Linked DNA regions of Homo sapiens: region 1 is linked to region 2. A link is a loop called in an ENCODE intact Hi-C map of the cell type or tissue named here. Cell type or tissue: IMR-90. All regions are shown on one strand.

What was found. A loop is a pair of places that touch in the nucleus more often than their neighbours do. Peaks named below come from ENCODE experiments on the same cell type or tissue, not always from the same donor. Only the 100,000 strongest peaks of a DNase experiment are listed, where the experiment ranks them.
Region 1: a loop joins it to region 2, with 19 times the contacts of the local background. A loop is called at or near these places in 2 of 110 quality-filtered maps.

The regions. Positions count from the first base shown.
Region 1 is chr12:60,146,699-60,149,198 of GRCh38, forward strand. No RefSeq gene overlaps it. Among named protein-coding and RNA genes, the nearest start is that of SLC16A7, 550 kb to the left of the region's middle. In IMR-90, no CTCF peak of the experiment used is centred here; DNase peaks (open chromatin) are centred at 1,563 and 2,353; H3K27ac peaks cover 1,103 bases.
Region 2 is chr12:59,596,608-59,599,107 of GRCh38, forward strand. All of the region lies in intron 1 of SLC16A7 (solute carrier family 16 member 7), which reads left to right. Among named protein-coding and RNA genes, the nearest start is that of SLC16A7, 1.8 kb to the left of the region's middle. RefSeq lists enhancers at 1-30, 81-230. In IMR-90, no CTCF peak of the experiment used is centred here; DNase peaks (open chromatin) are centred at 464 and 1,074; H3K4me3 peaks cover 1,092 bases; H3K27ac peaks cover 1,267 bases.

The DNA of each region.
Region 1 (2,500 bases), 550 kb after region 2:
GTAGATGTGGTTTTAGAGAGATACTGTTTTATAATCTTGAAAGAATGATATTTTCACTTGTTTATAAAAATTCTGCAGATTAATCCATTACACCAGACTTGAATGTGTAGACATGGTCTGAGCTTTCCTTTTTGAAAGGTAATTCACTTTGAAGTAAATATCTGTAACAACATTCAAATAAATCTTTTGTATTCAATTAGCAAATTCATAGATAATTATAATATAGAGATGATTCTAACATACGGGTGAGGGAGAGGAAGTAACTGTAGGCCATTTTCTGTCTTTGAAAAACCCATTGCTATTAAACTGTTGTTCTAGTTTCACCACTTCTTTTAGGTATCATTTATATAGTAGCTCTGATTTTGTAAATAGAAGTACAGCTAGTTCCAAGTAAGTATAAGTGGCCTGAAAGGGTGTTCATAAAACACAAGCTGGAAAATTTGACATTTGATATTATTACAATCTCTTCATAGAAAAAAAAATTACCTTTGATTTGTGACCTTCTCTCAGTACCTTAAGAACTTCTTACATAAGAAGATCCTAGGTTTCTGAAGGTGCCATGTACAAGCAGTGCAGGGAATATTTTGGAGCTTACTAGAAATGCAAAATCTCAGGATTCTCCCTGAAACTACTGAATTAAAATAAGCTTTTAAATTAAATCTTAGGAAAATCAAAGGCACACAGAATTTATAAGAACCATGGCCCTAGAATATAGTGCTATCTAGGAAAGATGAAATTTACCCATCAGATTTAGTGCAAAGGATGACCTTGGTTTTACTAAACTATTTTTCTCTCGGCTATTGTACAATATGATCCCAAATCATAATTTTTCTTAAGCAATTAGACATAAAGTTTGAATTTTTTTTGTTACATTTGATTGAGTAACTAATGAAAATATCATTTCTGATTTTACAAAAGAGACATTGCTGCTATTTACTTCAATTGTATGACTAAATAAAAATTATAGTCATGGACTTAAACTGTGAGGGTTCTCTCAGAGATAATATGTCAATAATTCTCCAGATAATTCTAGAAAACTCTCAAGGTGAAGGTTTGCTGAAATTAAGTGACTTCTTAGTGAAAGGTATTGCAGTATTTGCAGCACGTATATTTCAGGTTAGCAAGATGATAAATATATACCCTGTGCTTTAAACAGCACAGTATTAAAATATTCAAGTACAACAAGAATGAATAGAAAAATAAAGAGGAAAAAGATCCCACAATAAATGAGCAGATTTGTGCTATTTTATTTCTTTTGCAAGCTGTGAAAATCCCTGCTGAGAATGCCATAATTTCTTACAGATTGTCATTTCCTTTGGATATTATTACATGCAGTAAGTTAACTGGAGCTAATATAGTTCCAGGAGATGTAGTGAAGACTTAGAAGTACAAAGCCTTTTATCAATGTAAAAAACATCCTGATTAGTAGTAGCTGGTTATCCTCTGAAGCTGTTTCCATGAACAACCCTGCCTACACAGAGCCTGATAGGCAGGACTGCCAGTAAAAACTGTCCAAAGAACTATTGCCAAGATGTCTGCTTCTTCCTGGAAATGCCTCCTGACTCATTGCATGAGTACCTAATACACATGGTGACTACACATGAACAGTGATACAAGAGGAAAAATATGATTTACCAAGCAAAGAATTTAAAAAGGCACCAAGAGGTCACATGTCATACAGATATATGATACATATGGGCTCGTGCATAAGACAAACTCTGCCATTAACCAGCGATGTGTGGTTCTTTGGGCTTCAGTTATCTTATGAGGAGCTTAGAGTGCATCACAGGTTCTCAAGACTGGCTGCCCATTAAATTTACCCAAAGAGCTTTAAAAAAAAATCTACACCTTACTCCAAATAAAGTAAGTCTTAGCCTCTGAAAGTAGAGCCCAAGCACAGAGTTTTATTTATTAAGCTTCCCAGGTGATTCCATGTATAACAAGGTATCAGAAACACTGAACAATAATAATCACTTATGTCTCTTCCACATTTAATCTTCCACGCTTTCTAGGAAACCGTGTCTCCTGCCTTTTTTTACTCTCATCTCTTCTTTACATAAATATATACTATATAGATTGAACATAGTAAAAAGACAGATATTATTATTTTATTCACAAAGTTTTATAAATAAATATGTGATTTTTTCATCTGCACATGACTCTGGCTACAAACCCAGGTAACCCATATCAGGAAAAGCTGTTTCATATGGGAAATGTAATAACTGGGGAGACAAAGTACAGCTAAGATGTTTTAGACAATACTCCCTTCTACTCTTGAATCATAACTGTTACAGTTCAGAATGGAGCAACAAAAGAATTTTTGGTAAATCAACAGGGAAAGTATTTTGCATGACTTGACCCAGGCTCTGACTCATCTATTAGGATTTACTAGAATGTATCATAAACACTATCAGGCATAACATGGGGAATTTTCCTACTATTCCCTAATGAGCAATGAGCATATAGGATTTTGTTGTATTTCTTTTTATTATTATTATTA
Region 2 (2,500 bases):
GCTCACGGGACTCCGAGGGCTGCTTCCAGTGCGGCGTGTCTCTAGTGCGCGCCCCGCCAGCATCCGGCCCCCGAGCCCCCTAGGGTGGCGTGGCTTCATTGCCGCAGAAGGTGGAGGCGGGGGTGGAGTGTGTGGAGAGAACGTCTTCTCTTTGAGCAGATGATCAGGACAGGAAGAGGCTGTGAGGGGAAGACGAAATACCGGGGGATGGGGGGGTTGTCTTTCTTCATTTTTGGTCCCCAGGAAGGATGGCAGGGGTGGAAGCAGATGGAAAACTATATGCGGGCGAGGCCTGAGCCCAGGCAGAAAGGGACCTCTGACTTGGCAAGGGTTCAGGAGGGCCTGAGCCTTCTGGTCTTGCTGGGCCACTGCACCACATTGGGGGCGCCAGGCCCGGTCAGGTGGCGCCACAGGCTGCGAGCCCGCTCACGTGCGAACTGCCTGTTTTCTCAGCGGATGCTGCATCGCGGCGCCCTTCTCCACCCCCTTTTCTCCTCTACTTCCGCGAAAAGGATTGCAGACTGCCTTGGAAAGGGCGGTCGTGCCCAGTGCCACTTTCCCGGTAGGGCTGAGGAGGGACTTCTGTAGTTCCAATTCCAGGGAAATTAAAATTTTACACACACACACACACACACACACACACACACACACACACACACACACGAGACATAGAAGAGGAAACGAGGAGTGGTTTCTCTACAATTGTTTTTTGATTTCCTTTCCTGTATTATTTCGTGTCCTCCTTCCCTCTTGGGTCCCAAAGGAGATGCGGCAGAGGAATAAAATAGCGGACAATGATGAAAGTGATGGGAAAAAGACTGGACCCAGAGGAAAGAGTGACTACTGGATGCCATTTCCTGTCACCCCATGCTTCATGGCTAACCCCAGTCTGAACTCAGAGGGTTGCAAACTTTCCACAGACAGGTTAGCTTGAATGTGTTGTGTTACTGGAACCACAAGCACTAAGTATGCATTTGGTGGAGTGTGGCTGAAAAATGAGAGTTGGGTGGGGACAGCAGAGGGCAAATGAGGGTTGAGCAAAGTGACTAATATTTAGCTCTGGTGAAGCAATCCTAACTCCAGGTTCTACTTCTGACTGAGCAGATTACATTTAAAGCAATCCAAGTGAGGGACTGAATGATCTCAGTGGAAAGGAAAGATTACAACCGTAAGAAACTCAGTGTATTGTGTAACAACTTACAAACTCAGAAACTATTTTTTGCAAATACAACAACAGTTTGCAGTTACATATTACTTTTTTCCCCCCAAGGCATGTTTGAATAATAAGTGATCTGAAATTTTAACATCTGTTTCCCGATGTTCAAATTAGTGTATCCTTCTATAAATGCTCAGTTTATTTCTAGACATTCATTTGCTCTTTGATAATGTCTGGCTTATATTTTTGGCTTTGAGCTCTTTTAAAGGGAAGGAGAGCAACATTACCTAAATAAACCTCCCTTGTCTGGAGTCATATTCCTGGATCACGGATCTGAAATAAAAGGCATCTCCAGAATTTGCTTTTAATTCTGTATTCATCCACCAAACATTTTTGAGACATTCACATGGAAAAAGGGAATTAACTTTAGAACAGATTGGTTCTGCACTTTTGTAAGGTTGAGTAATTGTTTAACAATCTGGGCTTTACCTTTTTCTTGTCTATAAAATGAGATTGGTGGTACCCACTCTGAAGTGATATTGGGAAGAATGAAGTGTGTGGTAAGTACCTAGAATACAGACGGGCTATATTTGAGCCCCTATAATCAGTCTAGACACCCTACCAGGGTTGCCAAGATGAATGAGGCTGTAATTCTGCTTTCAAGAAGTTCTCATATAGTCAGTCATTCAGGTTAATCTTTCTTGTATCCCATTTGCCTTTTAGTCCATTTTTTTTCTCCTCTTGATGGAAGAAACATATATCCAAGTAACTTGAAAGGAACTCCACAGTTGTAAGAAATGTTGGTAAGATCTGCTAAAAGGCAAATTTGAGAAGAATGTCTTTTCTCAGGAACCTGTATTCAGCCCATTTTTTGTCCATTAATAGTGATCCTTAATGAATAAAAACAGGTAATGAAGGATTTTTCTTCATGTTATGAGGGCAGGATGATCCTTCTCTGAAGATTATCTTTGTCAATGAATTGATTTCCATTATTTGAGAGAAGAGTTTGAGTTGCAGTTTCTACTACACCTTGGGCAAACCAATCCACTCACTCCTAAGAGTATAAAGTAACTGTAGTATATAATAACTATAATGACAACTCTGTAATGCTCACCATATTCCAGGCACTGTGCTACTACTGTCTGATAGCATGTAGCAACCATTTGAGGTGGATCTGTCCATATCCATATTTACAGAAAAAAGAATTTATGCCCAGAAAGTTTCATAGCTTATTCAGCTGGTACAGTTAGTAAGTGGTTGAGCTGGGGCAAGCACCGATGCGATCTGTTTGGCTTTAACCACTGTGTCATATAGCTTCTGCCTTGCATGAAGCTAAATAAGAGC